Linked DNA regions of Homo sapiens: region 1 is linked to region 2. The links are chromatin loops, found by intact Hi-C in ENCODE. Cell type or tissue: heart right ventricle. All regions are shown on one strand. Each heading gives the region's core, and the rest is flanking DNA. Links, peaks and the distances in the headings are about the cores only.

Region 1 (10,010 bases), core at 935-8,934, 270 kb after region 2:
ATTGTATATGATTCTACTGGAACCAGTGACTTTTTTATTTTTGTGAAGGATCTTGGAGTCCCACAGACCTGGATTTGATTTCTTGCTCTGCTACTTAACAGTTTCGTATCCCTGGTGAGTTGTGGAATCCCCTGGCCCTTGGATTCCTCCTCTGTATAATGGGGCAACACGTGCTTGTCTATCTCCAGATGTGTTGCAAGGATAATAAATGAAATATGAGAGTGCTTTGAAAACTATAAACTGCAAGGTAAATAGTGCAGCAAGTTGTTATGGATTGGACTGGATTTCCCCAAAGTTCCTATGCAGAAGCTCCAGCCCCCAGTGTGACTATATTTGGAGACGGGCTTTAAAAAAGATAATTATGATTAAATGAGATAAGAAGGATGGGGCCCTAATCGGACAGAATTGGTGTCTTTATAAGAAGAGGAAGACACCAGTGATCTCTCTGGGCGCAATCACAGGGGAAAGGCCACGTGAAGATGCGGTGAGAAGACAGCTGTCTGCAGGCCAGGAAGAGAGGCCTCACCAGGAACCAGCCCTGCTGGCACCTTGGTCTTGGACCTCTAGCCTCCAAATTGTGACAAAATAAATTTCTGCTGTTTAAGTCACCCAGCCTGTGGTCTTCTGTTCTGGCAGCCCTAGCAGACTGATAAACAAGTTAGCTAACAATTACAAGTTACATAGCAATTTAAAGCTTGCAGAATACTTCCTTTGTGCAACTTCTTTTAAAAATTGTTATGTTTTGTTAAAGGGGTAACAAAATACTGTCAGGTAGCATGTAAAAATCTGTTTTCTTTTTAAAAAATCGAAAACAAATTTTTTTGTAGAGACTGGAAGTGGTGCGGGGCGTGTGCCGGGGGTCAGGGCAGCAATTGTCACTATGTTGCCCAGGCTGGTCTCAAACTCCTGGGCTCAAGTGATCCTCCTGCCTTGGCCTCCCAAAGTGTTGGGATTACAGCCATGAGCTACCACACCTGGATGAAATCTATTTTAATTAAGTGCATACATTTCTTGCATCATGAAGTGTTATTGAGAAGTGCTATAAAGCAGGTGGAAATGTTTGACAATTAAGTAGTGAAGCTGAAAGTGCAGTACAATAGGTATTCCTTGGGAGAAGCTCCTTGTGCTGTTTACCCTAAATCTCCTGCTCTGTGCTTCCCTGCATGTTGCTAGTACTTCTGGAGCTGATATAATTTTTTTTCCAGCTACAGTGTGCAATGCCGCTTCAAGACAAGAGGCTACAATTTTGTGGACGGACTTCCAGAAACACGAATTCCTCCTTCCACGCCCTAATCCTGATTTCTTGGATTAGTGAATCACAGACACAGTCATTGTGCTCTGGTACCAGCTTGTTGGTCCCAGCTGTTTACACGAATTTACCTTTCCTCCCTTCCTCTTTGTGCTCTACTGACACTTTTCCTTTTGCACATAAGCTCCTTCCTCTCCCTCACAGTTTTAGTAAGAACCATGGGCAGCTGGAGGTGAGGGACCATCTCCTGTCCCCATACTTCAGAAGGGCCTGGGAAAGGTAGGAAGAAAGTGTCACCTTTGTCCTACCAGTGAGATACACTAGGTACTTAGGCACTTTGGCTTATATCAGCACTGTTGGAGTTATGAGTTCAGTCTTGGAAAATGAGGTCTCTTCAGGCCCTTTCTTTCTCCTTTATGAAATGTGTTAAACTTGTCCGGCCGGGGTAAATTCCCATCCTCCAAAGCCTTTGAGTATCTCCCTGTTGCCTATGAGGGTGACGGTTTTTAAGGTCTGGGTAGGAAGGATCAGTGCCTGGGTGGCCCCAGGCATTAAGGGTTTGGAGGGTTGGATTATCCTCAGGGCAGGCTCTGCTTTTCTTTTCCTTTATTATAGTAAAACATACATAAAATTTACCATTTCAACTATTCTTCCAACTCAGTGGCATTAAATGCATTCATGTTGTCCTGCTACTATCACCACCATTCATCTCTAGGACTTTTTCATCTTCCCAAACTGAAACTCTGTCCCCATTAAACAATTGCTTCCCATTTTTCCCTCCCTCCAGCCCCGGGCAACCACCATTCTATTTTCTGTCTCTAGGAATTTGATGATCGTAGGTGCCTCGTACGAGTGGAAGGACATTTGTCCTTCTGTGTCTGGCTTATTTCACTGCGTATAATGTCTTTGAGGCGCATGCATGCTGTAGCATGGGTCAGAATGGCCTTCCTTGTTAAGGCTGAATCATATTCCACGGTGTGGATAGACTACATTTTCTTCATCCACTCACCCGCCGATGGACACCTGGGTGGGGTCCATCTTTTGGCTATTGCCAATAGTGCTGCTATGAACACGGGTGTACAAGCATCTGTTCAAGTCTCTGCTTTCAATTCCCCCGGGCGTACACCCAGAGGAGAATTGCTGAGTCCTGTGGTCATTCTCTGTTTAACTTTTTGAGAAACCCTCAAACTGGTTTCCACAGAGGCTGGGCCATTTTACATTCTCACCAACCATGATAGGCACCTTTTTAATATGTGTGGTAATTTATTGGGCACCTTCAGCTGCTCGATTAAAGCTATAGGGAAACAACAGGAACACCGTGTAAAATGTGCAATGGCCATATATAACAGGTTACGTGCCAAACAAAAATCTCTTTTCTTCAAGTTTTCTCACCAAACAGCTTTAGGTTTAGGATTCATTTTGAACTTTTTTTTTTTTTTTTTTTTAAGACAGGGTCTCACTCTGTTGCTGCTCAGGCTGGAGTGCAGTGGCACAGTCATGGCTCAGTGCAGTCTCAACTTCCTGGGCCCAAGTGATCCTCCCACCTCAGCCTCCTGAGTAGCTGAGACTATAGGCGTGCAGCACCATACCCAGCTAATTTTTGTGTATATACATTTTTCTTTTCTTTTCTTTCTTTTTTTTTTTAGAGAATGGGTTTCACTCTGTTGCCCAGACTGGTCTCAAACTCTGGGCTCAAGAGATCCTCCTGCCTCAGACTCCCAAAATGTGGGGATTACAGGAGTGAGTCACTGTGCCCACTTTGAACTCTAATACATAGAAATATTTGACCAAACAGAAACCAAACTCTCCCTGCTCTATTGAAAGTGATCTTGTAACAAATAAATTCCTTGGACCAGACTTGTGGCTTTCTGTGCAAATGTGACATAGCAGTTATATATTCAATAACAAAGTTAATTTCCTCACTTATTCCAAATGTTTGTTGAACTTATTAGGAAAAATTATTCCTTAATCTAAGTTTTTACCCTTTGCTTTGCTTTGAAATCAAATAAGTATATACTTATTATGCAAGTTAAAATTCTTATAACAAACTGTGCAGGCATCTGGAAGGTGGTATGTAAAGGTGCTCAGTAAGTGTCTGAAAATGGAACAGATTCTTTTTTTTTGAGACAGAATCTTACTCTGTCACCCAGGCTGGAGTACAGTGGCGTGATCTCGGCTCACTGTGACCACTGCCTCCCAGGTTCAAGCAATTCTCCTGCCTCAGCCTCCTGAGTGGCTGGGATTACAGGCACACACCACCACGCCCAGCTCATTTTTTTGTAGTTTTAGTAGAGACAGAGTTTTGCGATGTTAGCCAGGCTGGTCTTGAACTCCTGAGCTCAAGCCATCTGCCCGCCTCGGCCTCCCAAAGTGCTAGGATTAATAAGCATGAGCCACCTCTCCTGCCTAGGAACAGATTCTTTCTGATTAGGTTTTGGAACCAGTGGTACATCACCTCCTCTCTTCCCCTAAAGTTCTGGGGTAGAAGAAAGGGAGAATTTAGTTCCATGTGGCTGTTTTAGAGAGGTTTTTAAAGCGTGGCTGATGTTGTGCTTGCCAGTGACAAGCAGAACACTTTTTAAAAATAGATTGATTGATGGAGACAGAGTCTTGCTCTGTTGCCCAGGCTGGAGTGCAGTGACACGATCACGGCTCACTGCAGCTTTAGACTCCTGGGCTCAATGGATCCTCTTACCTCAGCCTCCTGAGTAGCTGGGACTACAGGTGCACACGACCACCCCCAGCTAATTTTTTGCAGAGTTGGGATTTTACTGTGTTGCCTAGGCTGGTCTCAAACTTCTGGACTCAGGTGATCCACCCACCTCAGCCTCCCAAATTGTTGGGATTACAGGCATGAGCCACCGCACCCAGTCAGAACGATTGTTTTTGAAGTGACCCTCTGCTTGTTTTTGAAGTGACCCTCTGCTTGGCTCCACGTGATTCTGTCACACGGCACTGACTACGTTGTATTTATCAAGGGAAGCTGAGAGGCTTAAAATAAAAGCTGATGATGCACAAGAAAGCCCTGTGCCAACTGCAATGGGCTGTGAGCAGGTGCTGTATGTTTCTCTACTAGCAGAGGTGAAGCCAGAACAAGGCTCTTGTATAGGAGCTTCCTGTTCCTGACCCTTTACTGCCCTGGCCCTCCCATGGGAGAGAACGCCACTTCCGATGATAACTTTGGCTCCACTGGTGAATCTGTCTTCAGCCTGAGGTTTCTTATTTGTCTCTTTGATAATGGTACTTAAGAAGCTACCAAGGAGGTTAGGCCCAGTCTAATTTGGGGACTAAAAGATAAGGGTTGAGGATTCTTTTGCAACTCTTTATCTACTACTATGGAACTTGGTCTCACATCAAAAAAAAAAAAAAGAAACTGGAACTAGAGGAGACTAAAATAGGTTGTGTTCCAGGATTATATGGAGCAACCTAATTTGGACTGGAAACCGTGGAGAGAAAGTTCATGACCTTGACCTGCAGAACTGTAGGCACTTCCCCTTTGGTCAATAGGCACCAACTTTGCACCATATCACATTAGGGCCATCATCCAGGAAAGATTTTTAAGTTCAAGAACTTCTAGGTAACTCTCCTGTACTTTGTATTTCAGCATCTTCTTCTTATACTCACTGGCTATGGAGACATGAATTGTGCCAAGTGGGAGGGTAGTTCCTCCTAGGGTTCTTTTTTTTTTTTTTTGAGACAGAGTCTCGCTCTGTCATCCAGGCTGGAGTGCAGTGGTGTGATCTTGGCTCACTGCAAGCTCTGCCTCCCGGGTTCAAGGGATGCTCCTGCCTCAGTCTCCCGAGTAGCTGGGATTACATGCACCCGCCATCACGCCCGGCTGATTTTTGTATTTTTAGTAGAGACGGGGTTTCATCATGTTGGCCAGGCTGGTCTCGAACTGCTGACTTTGGGTGATCTGCTCCCCTCTGCCTCCCAAAGTGCTGGGATTACAGGCATGAGACACCGCATCCGGCCTCTCCTAGGGTTCTGAGGGCTTTTTCTTTTATACAGTCTTCCCAAGAACGTGTTCTTCTGACTGACGTTCCTGTCTCCATTTCCTCACTTTTCTCAAGGCAGCACATGCACTGAGCACGGATATGTATTTTTTGTAGTTGGCTAAGAGCAATAGTTGATATTTGAAATACTCTTTTGACCTTGATATACTGACTCACCAGCTAGTTTTAATGTGTAAGCTGAAGTGAAAAACAATCGTGTCTAAAATCTATGTTCTTTGGGATACTTAGCACATGGCAGTCTTCATATATTAAATGTCACTAGTGATTATACGTTGCTTGTCACTCGTGATAGTGTAAATAAGAGAGTGTGAATCTTGGTGGGTAGACGTTATTCTCAGGTGCATTGTATAATTACTTCTGGCCTTGAACAGACGCAGTTATTTTTTTCTTTGCATGTCAGTCACTGAGACCTTACGAGGTGTTATGTTCCGTGTCATAAAGAGATTAAGAAGACGTGGCCGGGCGCAGTGGCTCACGCCTGTAATCCGAACACTTTGGGAGGCTGAGGCAGGTGGATCATGAGGTCAAGAGATTGAGACCATCCTGGCCAACACGGTGAAACCCCGTCTCTACTAAAAATACAAAAAATTAGCTGGGCGTGGTGGCGGGGGCCTGTAGTCCCAGCTGCTCGGGAGACTGAGGCAGGAGAATGGCGTGAACCCGGGAGGCGGAGCTTGCAGTGAGCCGAGATCGCACCACTGCACCCCAGCCTGGGCGACAGAGCAAGACTCTGTCTCAAAAAAAGAAAAAAAAAAGACACATTTCTTGCCCTCAAGGAACTTAGGAAAGGGCCTGAGAAGAAAACAGTCATGTCAATGTGATCATTGCTGCAAGAGAGTTTTGGACCTGAAGCAGGAAGTCTGCTGCTCTTGGTTTCACGGAGGAGAAGAAAACTTTTGAATAGCCGGGTTGGGGAGAGTTAAGCTGAATCTGGACCAGGGTTCTCCACCTCAGCACTATTGACATTCTGGGCTGGATAATTCTCTGCGGTGGGGGGCTGCCCTGTGCACTGCAGGATGTTTAGCAACATCCCGGGCCTCTACTCACTAGATGCTGGTGATAGCAACCCTGCATTCTCCAGGTCGTGTTCATGAAAAAAGTCTCCAGGCATTGCTGGGAGACAAAATTGGCCCTGATGGAGAATCACTGGGTCACCAGGGAAATCAGAGGGGACCACATCATGGTCAGGCATGGAGGGAGGAGAGAGCACGGTCCATTCCAATACTCTCAAGTGGATCAAAACTGAGTGGAACTTGGTGTACCTGGAGGCTGGAAGGTAGCTGGGCCTGACCTTGAAAGTCTCATCTGCAGATCCCAAATGAACTATGTGGGTGCAGGGGCAGCAACAGGAAATAGCACTTTCACATCAACTCAGAGCGTTCTCGGGGGGCCTTCCAATGGGTGTCATTAATAATATGCACCATCTGGCAGCTTCCTATTTGAACTAATTAGTCTTGCTAAGTACATGCTAAGCTTTTAAAATCGTTATTTTAAAATGCTGTGCACACTATAGTTCGGTGCCTTGGGGCAAAGCCCAGGTCTCTCAGTTTATGGCCACCCTTTGAAGAGAGGGTTTCACGTGCGTTCACCGCTGAAGGGTTTAGTAGAAGATTGTTTTTGTTTGTTTGTTTGTTTGGTGTTATTGTTGTTTGCAGACAGGGTCTTGCTCTGTTTCTCAGGCTGGAGTGCAGTGACATGATCATGGCTCACTGCAGCCTCAGACTCCTGGGCTCAAACAATCCTCCTGCCTGAGCCTCCTGAGTAGCTGGGACTACAGGTGTATGCCACTGTGCCCAGATAGTTTTTTATTTTTTGGTAGAGATGGGGTCTTGCTATGTTGGTCGTGAACTCCTGGTCTTAAAAGATCCTTCTGCCTTGGCCTCCCAAAGTGTTAGGGTTATGGGCATGAGGCACCATGTCTGTCCAAGTAGAAGACTGTTTTAGCAAGACTGACCTGTTATGAAAAGTCAGAGGGTACCAAGACCAGAGTCTGGGCAACCTGAGAGAAGGCAACAGAAATAATGAGTACTTGAGACTAAGACAACATGCGCCTGGGGTGGACAGGAGGGCTGGCTTGTGAGTCAATTAGAGGGTATGGCGGGCTGGGCTTGGACACGGGACATCAGGAGGAGGAGACTAGGATGAACCCAGGTTGTCTGTGTGGGCCTCTCCCTTTGGTAGGTGCATAGCAATGGGAGATAGGAGGGTAGCCAAAGCAGGCACAGCAGAGAGAAAAAAGACGGTAAGTTAGAGTCTCTAGTTGGGATGGAGGGAAGTTACCTCACAGACCACTGGAGTCTGGCATTGAGGAGAAAGGGCCAGACTGGAGATAAAGGTTTATGAGTCATCCTGTCGAGGTAGTAGTTGAAGCTGTGGGTGAGATTGCCCAGGGGGAGTGTGGAGAAAGAGAGTCAGGAGGCTGGGATGCAGTTGGGAGAGTAGCAGCTGTTTTCCATTCTGATTCAAAGCCTCTTTAGTAAGTTCTTTGTCTCACCATCCCTTTCCAAACCCACAGCCCACAATGATTACTCTTCTTTATTATTTTTTAAATTAAAAAGATTTTTTTTCTTTTAGAGAGATGGAATCTCTCCATGTCCTGGGCTCAAGTGATCCTCCCACCTTGGCCTCCCAAAGTGCCAGGATTGCAAGTGACAGCCACTGCTCCTGGCCTGCCCTGTCTTCTATGCAAACCCCCAACCCGCTTTTAAAAATCTAAGCTGCTCGCTTTCCATCTAAACAATGACCATATTGGAGAGGCCTTGGGTCCAACAACTCTGTATTTCTGTTACCTTTTCTGTGTTTTGCTCTTGTCTTTTGAACTCCCCTGGAAGCTCACAAAGGCTTGGGTTGCATTTTTGTATCCTGTACCCCCTTACCCCAAGTCAGCTACACCTAGTAACAGTCTCCCCTTTGGATGTTTTGATGGCCCATGCTAGAGGATCCTTAAAGATTCTAGGTCCGGTTGAACATTTTGGCTAGACGACAAAGTTCAAGTCCCCTTGGAAGAGCCCTATGCCTGTCTCCCTGATGCCAGCAACTGGAGCTCAGGGGTGACTCTGAATATCAACATTTCCTAGGTCCGCTTGGTGAATCCTAAACCCTGATTCCACGAGCAGCCTGAAAGCAGAAAAATCTCCTTGACTTTACCTCTGAAAACACTGCTTGGAAGAAGGGTGGTTTATTTCACTAAAAATAAGCTAGATGTTGAAGCAGTGTGTTGGAAAATAAAACGCCAAGCTCATTGTTTATTTTGGAAAAAAATGTTAAAATTCTGTTAATGCAGTTGTAATTGGTGATCAATACAGAAAGGCTGGTTAGAGGCCTTCATGAGTGAGGCTACTGGAAGAACAGCTCAGAGGTGTTGTAAAATGTTTTCACTCGTGCTGGGGTTATCTGCCAGGAAAGGTGCAGCTTATCACCAGGGATGTTTTTACCAGGCCGCTTCTGAACTTTAACCCACTGTCGAAACCAGGGTCGTGCGAGGGAGCCACAGCTTCTGGGCCCCCAGCACAGCTAACCCAGACTGCAGGCCTGATGTCAGCCACGTGATGTCACCTGCAGCTGGGGCATGGGCTGGCGAGGGATGCTGCGGCCCCGTGGGTTAGTTCTGGTGCTTAAGTCAGGGCGTCACAGCAATGGGAAAGGGTGATGCCAGGGAGAAGCCAGTGTAGTCCAGAGAGAGCTCGGCTTCTCCACCTGTGGCTTTCCTCTGCTCCAGGGGGACATGTAGACATCATTTGGAACGGAAAGTGGGCTGAGCAGCCACACCATTTGTTTCCCCATCCGTGTATTCTGAGGTTGCGTGCTCTTCAGTTTTTGCCCAGAGTGCTGGGCCCTGGACGATTTTGCTTCTTGCCCGAGTGCTGGTTTAATAACGGTGTGAATCAGAGGGGCGATGAGCCAGCGCCCACAGCGCAGAGCATCCAGGCATGTTGCAGCGGCGCAGAAGCGATGTGAGTTCCAGCTCCCGAAAGCCAGGGCTTTATTTCAGGGCTGTGGCCGAGGGCTAGATTGACTGTGGCCGGTGCCTGGCATCCTCCCTTCTGCCCAGGGGTGGTTCTCGCCTTCCTCCCTGAACTACCCTGAGCCGATTTCACCTTCCTCCAGTACCCCTTGCTCAGGGGTGGGAGTGGCTTTATTTGAACTCATTGAGGTTTCTAACACTCTTGGGAACATCACAGTAGAGAGGATGGCTGCACGCGTGCCAACATACCCATGCCTGTCTCAGCATCTCCCAGTCTCTTAGATTCAAAGGCATCCCCGAGAAGCAGGGCAAGCTTCCATTCAGGATAATGAGATTTAAGTTTGTTGGTCCTACTGTCTCTTGTGTTTGTAATTGTACATCACGTTTTCATTTGGTTTTGATGAGAGGCACACAGGGGGCAGGAAGAAGGGAGCCCAGTATCCCCATCCTCACCTAGAGACCTTTCAACCTGAAAGCCCCAGGTGCTGTTTGGACAGAGGGTGAGGGTGGAGTGAGTGGCAGATTGACCTGGGGACTTGGCCTTTGGAATCCTCACGCTCTCTTTGGAGGTCCTGAGCATCCTGCAGGGTAGCATTAAGCCCTTCCTCGTTTGTGCCAGTGCGCTTTTTGTAAATCTTCATGCCACGACATCCCAACCTCCCCTTGCGTGTTAGTTGGTGTGATTGGGTAAAAGCGGATCAATCCTTTAGAGATGTAAAAGGCAGAGGGGACAGTGGGAAGCCATCTCATGGAAGCTTTTTGTGAAGCTGCTCAGAATTCC
Region 2 (10,010 bases), core at 394-8,393:
GCCTCAGGAGATGTGCAGACTGGCCTCGACCAGAGACTGGGAAGGAATCTAGAGGGGGACAGGAGTGGACCCTCTCAGGGATCTGTATGGACAGCAGCACCTAGGTCGGGGGCACCAGTTACCCTCTGCATTGCGATGTGGTGCAGCGGGGGCTTTCCTGATGGCTCACACGCCAGGCCCAGGGCAGGGCCCACCACGCTTGTTGGGAGCCCAAGAATATCCCTCTTCTGAGAGCCAAGGACCCTGGCCCTTCACACGGGCAAGCGCAGGGCAGAGCCGACTGCGCTGGGTCGGGGCACATGTGTTCACTGCGGGCTGCAGCTGTGACAGGGAGGGAAGCTGCGGCTGAGAGGAGGGACAGGTTATTTTGGAAAGAAGAAGGATATATCTCTGGACTCCATGAGCATATTCAGGTCTTTGTGTCAAAGTAAGCGCCCCTGCTCTGGGGTCTGCAGCCTCCACCCTGCAGGTGGTGGGTGAACTCTAGAACGGTGTGAAGGGCAGTGGCTAAGGGTCCTGTCCCAGTCATCTCAGCCGAACTGCACGGCTAAGAAAGGAAAAGGCCCTCCTGACCCTAATGGATCACCCAGGGTGCCTGCCCCACAGCGGCCTGGGGCAGTGCCTGTCGTCCAGGCCACAGGACTAGACAGGACTAAGTGGCCCAAATGCCCAGCACAAGCACCCTCTCCTAGATACCTCTATGAAACAGGGCAGCTGTTACCCCCACTCTACAGATGGGGAGGCGGAGGCAGCAGAGCTAAAGGCGGATCACAGCGTTCTCAAAAACACAACGGCCAAGGACCCTCTCCTGCCTGGCTGCAGGAGGCCTGCACCGTCTTCAAGGGCTGAGAGTACAACTCCTTAAAACTCCTAGTTCACGGGCTTAAAGGGCACACCGGCAACGTAAGCAAACGTTCTCTCGGTGGCCTCCAGCGCCGCTTCAGGGGAGCTCCTAGGAGAGGTGCCCGGCTCGCCTCCTCTTGTTGGGCCGGGGACCTGGCCTGCCCTGGTTACCTGTGTGGGAGCGCATGTGCCGGGTCAGGTCCTGCAGCGACCAGAACCGCTTGTTGCACACGCTGCAGACCTTCTTCCTCTTGTCTGCCTTGCTGGCCACGCTTTTGGGGGAGTCTGTCTTTGGTTTCTTGTCATCGTCGCTCTTCTCTGAGGACCTTTTCTCGGCCGCGCTCTCCCCGTCGGAGGGGCCCTCCGTCTCCTCCGCGAGCTTTTCCGCCGGGGCCTCCCCGGCACCCGGGGCCGACTCCACCACCTCTGCCGGGGTCTCGGGGGGCTTCTCCTCCTGTTCAGGGGCGGGCTGGGGCCCCTCCTCTGCAGTGCTGGCGCCATCTCCCTTCTCGTCCTTGGGCTCCTGGCGGCCGTGCGCCTTCCGGTGGCGGCTCAGGGTGCCCAGGAACTTGAAGCTCTTCCCACAGGTGTCGCAGGCGAGCTTCTGCTCCTGCGAGGCCGCGCCCCCGGCGCCTGCCTCGCCGTCGCCCTCCGCCAGCTTGAAGTCCATGAGCTTGGTGGCGAAGTCCAGGTCCAGGCTCTGGTTGCTCGACGCGTCCTCTTCCGCGCCGTCGGCGTCCCCAGTGCTCTCCTCAGTGCCATGCTCCTCCTCCGGCTCATGGCTCTCCCCACGCCCGTGCTCTTCCCGGTGCACCGGCGAGGCCGTTTCCGCCGTGGCCTGCTCCACAGGCGCATCCCCTGCGACCTGGCGGAGCTCAGTGGCGCCCTCCGACGGCTGCTCTCTGTCCCGTGAGGTGAGGTCTAGCACTTCGCCCGCGGCGGCTGCAGTCTCCGCATCCGACTGACTGTCTGTGGGGCAAGCACAGCGGGGAGGGCTCAGAGGGGCACCACCAGGTACGCCCATGCCAGGGATGTCGCCGGGAATGGGCTAGACCCACGCCAGCAGCCTGAACCCCAAACCAGTGAGGACTTCTTTCGGCCCAAATCCTCACCACCTGTTACATCCCCCAGGAGGACCAAGATGACCCTGGGGACGTGAAGAAAGGCAAAAGCAGCCTCCACATCACCTCAGGTGTGTTCCCAGGGCTGGCTGTGCCCCTGAACCCCTGGCTTCCACTGCCCCCGCCCCCAGGAAGGTGTGAGTGACTCAGGCAGGGCAGACAGGGGCTGCGAGATAGGAGAGGGGTGCATTCCAGAGACTCGCAGCGCTAGGGAAGTTGAGGAAGCTTGAGTTATAAGTTATTTTTCCAGTGCAAAGAGATCATACAAACATGCAACATACACAGGACCACCCCTACCCCTAATCCTCCAAAGCATGGTCTTGATGAGTTTCACAGGAAACGACCCCAAGCCTGCGTTGTGTGTGTATGGTATGCACACTCTTGCCTGACGCTCATCTCCAGGTGGAGGCTGCAGAGACCCAAGGGGGCGCAGGCAAGCTTGTAGGCTTCCTAGCTGTCAGCCTCCCAGGGGTGGTGGAATCTTTCAAAGGAAGGGCACCCTTGATGCCAGGCTTGGCAACAGCACACAGTGAGGGGAGCGGACTGTGAAGGGCTGTGGGTGCCTGTGAAGACAAGGGGTTCTGGGTTCCAGGCATCTCACCTACCCTGACTTCCTGCCTCTTGATTTGTTCCTATCTGTCCATTCCACCCAGTAAAACTGTATGTGGAAAGCCTATCAGTTTTCAACAGTCCTTTTAAGGGATGGCACGGCTGCAATATTCACATCAAACAGTGTCAAAAGGCCTTCTCTTTACTAAGGTTGAAAGAAGACTTAATAACTTCTTAAAATTATGCATTACGACAGTACATTGGAAGCTGGTGGGACCTATTATTTAGCTGCAGATCCTATGTCTGATTTAGTTTTTATTATTTTTTCAAGACGGAGTTTCGCCTTGTCGCCCAGGCTGGAGTGCAATGGTGTGATCTCCACTCACTGCAACCTCCACCTCCCGGGTTCAAGCAATTCTCCTGCCTCAGCCTCCCAAGAGCTGGGATTACAGGCGCCCACCACCACGCCCAGCTGATTTTTGTATTTTTAGTAGAGATGGGGTTTCATCATGTTCGCCAGGCTGGTCTCGAACTCCTGACCTCAGGCGATCTACCCACCTCAGCCTCCCAAAGTGCTGGGATTACAGGCGTGAGCCACCGTGCCCGGCCACTGTCTGATTTATTACTGCAGGGATTCAAGTTCCTCTGATAATTGGGTGGATGAAAGTCATTGTTTTATGGCACAAGTACGAGATGCCCCTCCCTCAATAGGCCAGATGTGATTGCAGTCCTTGAGCCAGCAGATTCACGCACCTAACCTGGATTCTCACTTGACGTGATCAGGTGTAACTACAATGTCAACCTGCATCCATCACACCTCCTCAATGTCACATGCTTGATGATTTGCCATCAAGGCGGTCAGGAGGGCTGGGGTAAGGAGCTGGTTCTGCCCCGTCCTGAGGTCTGAGGAGACAGTACCTACTGTTCACACCTGCTTGGGGCTTTAGGCTTTACCCACAGCCATCTGCATAACGCGGCTACTTACATCATTTCATTTCATTAGTTTTACACTGACTGCACTTTTTGGCAGCCACTGTTTGGGTATCTCAAGAGGTTTCAGAAAGAAATATTATGGTGTGAATATAACATTTTAAAGAAGAAATGATTTTGCAAAATTATCCAAAAGCTTAAAGAATATGAGTCCTGGGATATGCACACCAATGTCTGGGCCACATTCCAAGGAAAAACTAGATGTTCGTTTTTCTTGAATCATTTCAACAGAGAGCATCTATAGAATGGATATTGGTATAAACTCTACAATAAAAATACAGAACGCTCAATTTGTTTGCTGGCTTTGTGGGTAATTTCCCTCCCTAGAGTCAGGGTCTCCCTATGTTGCCCAGGCTGGTCTCGAACTCCTGGGCTCAAGGGGTCCTCCTGCCTTGGCCTCCCAAAGTGCTGAGGTTATAGGCATAAGCAACTGTGGCTGGCCTTTGTAAGTAATTTTTTTTTTTTTTTTTGAGATGGAGTCTTGCTCTGTCACCCGGGCTGGAGTGCAGTGGTGCAGTCTCAGCTCACCGTAACCTCTGCCTCCTGGGTTCAGGCGATTCTCCTGTCTCAGCCTCCCAAGTAGCTGGGATTACAGGTGTGAGCCACCATGCCCAGCTAATTTTTGTATTTTTAGTGGAGACAGGGTTTCACCATGTTGGCCAGGCTGGTCTCAGAACTCCTGACCTCAGGTGATCCACCTTCCTCGGCCTCTAAAAGGGCTAGGATTACAGGCATGCGCCACCACGCCCGACTGGTAATTTTTAAAAGAAGGTTTAATCTCTGGTTACTTCCCCTTTGTCCCCAGTATATCCTAGACTACACTTCTATTTTTTTTTTTTCAGCAAAGAACATGCATTATTTTAACTGCACAGAACATATTTAACATGATAGAGCTTTAAAGAAAGTAAAATAAATTTTGAAACAAAACCCAAAGAAATATAAGATCAAATTGTTCCTGCTCTCGGGCCCTTCCTTTGCGCGGATAATGGAGAGAGATCACCCGGAGTACAATGAAAGGCCAACTCCCTCTTTGGACACAGGGGGCTTGGTTGTATTCTACCAAACTCCCACTAGGGGGAGTGTTTTAGCAGTGTAGGCTGTGCCCTTCACATTCTAAACAACTGATTTTCATTAGTGATTCTCATGAACAAAAAACTTCACCTCTTCACCTATCATGAATACTCAACTTATAAGGCCAGGTGCTGTATAAATCCCCGCCCTCAACACCCAGACTCCCAAATGCAGGTAGCTGAGCTGATGACTTTTTATAAGCAATGCTACCTTAAAAATATGCAGTTCTTCCCTCTCCCCATCAGTCCCTCGGTTTGTGTTGTTCAACAACTAAGAAAACTGTTAGAGGAAGCAGAAGGAATCCTGGTAGATAATAAACCCGCAGCTCCTCCTACAGGACTGTGGAGACAGCCCTAGTCAGCTCAACAATTAAAGATCTATTGCTTCCTAAAAATTAAATGAGCCTCAACCACTGTGACAGACTACCAACCTAAGTAATTATCTGACCTGGCAGGGGTGCCTTTGCAGGGGAAGCTGCTGTGTCTGCACTCCACCCAAAGCATCTGAGGATGGAGAGGGTTTCCTGAGGTGTAGTCCATGCTGACATGTGGGACTTCTGGGCTGGTAAAGGCGGCCACCATTAAGGGAGAGCTTAAACACTTTCATGTTTATACGAATTAAAAACAGCCCTATGTAGGTGCCTACAAACACAAAGACGGGGCATCATCGGAGGAAGGACCAAGGGCATATCCCTCAAGGGCAGAGGGGGCCAGGCTGCCTCTCTGTCCAGGACAGTGAATGAAGAATTTCAGTTGAAATTTGAATATTCAAAATGGACCTTTAAGGGAGAACTGCCCCCACTGTGGCATTTTTAGCATTCTTTTGGGGGACTTTATGAGACTGAAAAATGTCAGACCTACATTATAAAACATGTGTAGGAATTTTAAGAAAATGCCACCTAGGCATACAAGCCTAGAAAACCCCTCAAGGACCTCCTTGGTCATTTCCTTCCCCCCCCCCCTTTTTTTTAAGTGGTCTTCCTTCAAAGCCTCACTTTTTAAACTTCACTGGGGGGGGGGAACCCAGAATGAAGGCTTCACCCCATGTCCATCATGCTCATCTGCATTTTAAAATCCTCCTTGAAATCACTAAACTCTGCCTCCCTAAACTTTTCCCTCCCACTTAAATCTCAGTCCCTTTTCTCACCATGGACTGTGACCACAACTAAACCAAACATGTATTTTCTCTTTGCTGGTTTCACATTACAACTTTCAGTGACTTTTCTTTTTCTAGAGGCTTTGTCCCTTCAAGGAACCCTATATAACTTCCGGGGTGGGGTGGAGGTGGGAAAGGGCTTTGTTGGGATTTGGACAACAAAACCTATGACTGCAAACTTATAAATACACTTGGTGCTGAACCGAAGCTAAGACCACAAATTCCGACTCAGCTTTGTGTCTGCAGATGTCAGCAGGAGCCCCAGTCTTTGTTCCTCCCTTATGATAAAGAAGCTGAATGCAAAATGCACATCCAGCACGGAGTTACTAAGACTTATTTGTAAACATGGAAACCCAAGGGCTCCCCCTCAGCTCCCTCAGTTACCGGCTGCTTTCGCTACTGTGGAACCACTATGGGAAGATCACAGGGCAGCTTTCTAAACCAGGATGAAAGAAAATGTTCCAGACTAACAGGTAATGTGGCGGCTGATGGTTAAACATTAACAGGATGGTCTGCAGCAAACGCGTGCCTGCCAGCACTGGTGTGCGCTTCCAGTGGGCTGAACTCCAGGTCATCTTTGGCTCACAGGGGTCCAAGTTAGGCTAAGATTCCGTGGGCACCCACATCTTTCTTCACTCAAAGATACTGGTGAGTTATGTGGAAGTGGAAGCTGGGGAAGCAGTGAACAAACCAGCTTACCCTTTCATACCCTCAGAGGATCTGATCTAGACTGGCGGTTGGGCAGTCAAGAGCACTCACAGTTGGTTTCACTAGGGCTCAGTGGGAGGCGTAGAGATGGGCAAAGGGTGGCCTCTCCACTTCAGATACACCCTGTACCCCTGTAACCAAGGTAAGGACAAGGGGCTAAGATTAATGCCCAACCCTCTTCCACACTGACTCCTGAGGCAGGGGTGCCTCGTAACTACAGGGCACCCCATCTCCACCCTAGTCTGAGGAATAGAAGCCACAGGACGCAAATACAACCCTAAAAAAACACAGCTGGGGGGATCTCTTCGCAGCCACAAGATAGTGTCAGGTTTTCAAGACTTGCAAAACTGGACCCAGCACCATGATGCTGTCCCTGTTACTAATCAGTGCCAACTGGCGGGATATCTAAGTGGCCTGCAGCAGGCTGGCTTTCGTTTTGTTTGCTCTTGGGGGTGAGGATGGAGAACCCCAGCAGTCCGAGCGGATGGAGTGTACTGATAGAGGACATGAGTAAATTCAGAAACTATAAGGGAAACAAGGTGGCACAAGACGTATCGGGCAGCCGTTAATTGCTCTGTGGGTGCTGGAGGGAGGAAGCACACATCAGCACAGGAGAATAATACCCGGATTCAGGTCAAGCAGAGATGTGATTAAAGAAAGGACATGCACAGTGCTTTTTCAAACAAGGACAGTCTTACACCGGGAAGAGAGTTATTGAAAAGAAGAACACCGCACCCCTCGTTCCTACAATACCCTGATATCCCAGGGAGCCCAGGCCTGCTCCCGAGGAGGCTGCAGCGGCTAAGGCTCCCCAAACCTTTAGGTTTCACATCCCCTTTAGATGAGTTCATACCCAGGGCTAAAGTTGTAAGCCTTCCCATACATCCCACCTCCCAACATCGGGAACAAAGGCCTCTTCTGCCAAGAGGGTGACAGATCTTCCCTAGCAGCCCCGAGAGTCACCGAGGGGCACTGTCACTGTTTTCTGCTGTCTGTCTAGGCGATCTGACCCAGGAGTTATACTCCCTCCCAATCATCAGCAGGGCCTGCCTTTCTATTAACAGGCTGTGGGCTCTGAATCCTACAGAGAAGTGAACAAGCAGCCCCTCCACAGCTCGGACTGGAGTTTGCTACAATTCTTAACCGAACTCCTCTCTCTCCCTCTTCCTGGGTTCTTGTTCACCTGGCGGCACTACCTGTGCTATCATGGGATCCAACATCACTCTCTTTTGACTGGGGGATAAGCCCGTTTCTTCTCAGGGAACAGGTGGTAACTCCGTGTTTGCGCAACTGGTGGCGTTCACAGTTAGATTTGGTAGAAAAGAAGGCATCGCATTTTTGACAAGGGAAGGGTTTCTGACCTGAAGCAGGAAAAAAAATATATATTTATCTGGCTTTCTACTGCAATGAAATAGAAAAGTCGCTTTTGTTTATTCTCCTGGGATCATTGGCAGTTGTTCCCCCCTCCTCCATCCCTTCAAGAAAATTAACAAAACACATTAGAAAAAAAAAAACCATCAATGACTAAAATGATCATTCTCCCTTTTCCTAAGTTGAATGGAATATGAATTTTTGTCCTCAAAATACTAAAATAAATGAAACTGAAAAATATACATTTAAAGTAAAACAACGGTATTACAATTAAAATATTAACGACAACAAAAAAAAGCGAATGAAGAGATTTTAGAGCACAGCAAGAAAACACCTATATTCTATCACAAAGAGAAAGACGCCCTCTAACGAGTTCTAGTGTGGCAAGGACACCGTAATATGGACACTAGGAAATCCAATGGGGAACCCCTGGGTATCTTTGGGGGCCCATGAAGAGAAGAAGTCAGGGACAGCCCCCAGCCAGGGTGGCCAGTCCCCCTTCCTGGCCTTGGTGGCTGTGTCCCTCCCACAGGGGAACGGGAGCAGTGAGTTCTGACTTCCCAGGACAACTCCTGTCTGACTTGCCGAGACATCCTGCAGTGACCTCTGTTCAAGTTCACTGTGGTCCTAGGTGGCAACAGTCAGGAGATCTTCTCATTAAAGGTTCTTTGTTCCCCCTGCTCCAAGCTTGGTTGCAAATGAGTGACCAATACGTAACTATGTCTGCATTTGATCATGTGCTCCACTCAACAGATGTGCATGTGAAGAGGACATTTTGGCAGCCCTGCCTCGCCCCTAGACCCATCCCAAACGCACAGATGGGTGAGCCACTGAGAGAGGCACAGTCCCCTCCTGCTTTGGTCTGCCTACCCTCTCCTTTTACTTGGATTCCTTTTGTGCTGTAAACATCATGTTTCAAAATGCAATAGAAGCTCCTCTACAACTTGTCCTGGGTTTGTGCGGATGCATGTGAGGGAGAAAGAAAGCACAAGGGAAAAAGGAGGTGGAGAGGAAAAGAGAGGAGGAGGGAGGGGATCAGGGGCCTTCAGGAGGCGGAAGTTGGTGGTGCATCACTTGTGTATCACTGAATTCCTCCCTTTCCCCCAAGTTGCTGGAGTCCAAGGTCCCAGTTGCTAATGTTACAGGGTAAAAGGTTTTGTGTGTTAACCAACATGACTTCAGAGCTGGGGCCCAGTACTTTTGTCTCATAACCCTAGGATTGCCACAATTAAACACAGCTCCCTGGAAACACAGATCACAGGGGCCTCTGGCGTTAGATTAATGTCGATAGAAGCCTGAACTAGTGCAGGTGCCCAAGGCCACGCACTCCCCTGTGAATGCACAGCAAGGGCCTGGCACCTGGGGACCAGCCAGAGGGGCCACGTGTTTTCCCAGGGGAAGGAGGGACTAGCCTTAACCGGCACTGGCTGTGTCACACGACTCCAGGGGGCGCCATTCATACAGAGCCTGAAGGTGTGGACCTGGCACCGCCCCCATGACAGCATGGCCACAATTTCACATCAGGAGTAATAATCAGAGACAGGGGACATTGATTCCCTCCTGAGCTAAAAGACCCTTTAAGATGATGCTTACAAATCTCCTCAGGCGCTTTTAAGAATAAAGATGCAACAATCAAAGACAACAGAATTAGAAACCCGGAAAGGGCAGAATCAGACACCCAGAAATCCGGCCTGTGTGCTTCTGAGTAGCTCCACAAGGCAACCTGAACAAAAGTGGAGAACCCCACTGACTGTTTTCAGGGTCTCCTCATATCATTCTGCAGGTGTTTTCTGCAAAATTTATTTTTAAAACATCCACATTAAAAAAAAAAAGTGTGACTAGTTGTACAGTATGTCAGTGTTCATGGTGCGTCTTCCAAATTACTTCTTGTGGTCATGTGCGGTGGCTCACGCCTGTAATCCCAACACTGTGGGAGGCCAAGGTGAGCAGATCACTTGAGGCCAGGAGTTCAAGACCAGCCTGGCCAATACGGTGAAACCCCATCTCTACTAAAAATACAAAAATTAGCTAGGCATGGTGGTGCACACCTTAATCCCAGCTACTGGGGAGGCTGAGGTGGGAGGATTGCTTGAGCCTGGGAGGCGGAGGTGGCAGTGAGCAGAGATTGTGCCACTGCACTCTAGCCTGGGCGACAGACAGACTCTGTCTCAAAAATAAAATAAAATGAAAAAAATTACTTAT

Evidence for each region. Hi-C counts contacts between places; a loop is a spot of excess contacts. Peaks named below come from ENCODE experiments on the same cell type or tissue, not always from the same donor. Only the 100,000 strongest peaks of a DNase experiment are listed, where the experiment ranks them.
Region 1: it touches region 2 in a loop (2.6-fold over the local background); 2 of 110 quality-filtered maps call a loop at or near these places.

The regions. Positions count from the first base shown.
Region 1 is chr6:6,970,252-6,980,261 of GRCh38, reverse strand. No RefSeq gene overlaps it. Among named protein-coding and RNA genes, the nearest start is that of LINC03055, 90 kb to the right of the region's middle. In heart right ventricle, for the core only: no CTCF peak of the experiment used is centred there; a DNase peak (open chromatin) is centred at 4,295; H3K27ac peaks cover 2,059 bases.
Region 2 is chr6:7,238,226-7,248,235 of GRCh38, reverse strand. It overlaps RREB1 (ras responsive element binding protein 1), which reads right to left. Exons shown (of 13, transcript NM_001003699.4): 11 at 7,634-7,798; 12 at 1,015-1,812. Among named protein-coding and RNA genes, the nearest start is that of SSR1, 70 kb to the left of the region's middle. In heart right ventricle, for the core only: CTCF peaks have their summits at 4,368 and 4,576; no DNase peak of the experiment used is centred there; H3K27ac peaks cover 2,400 bases.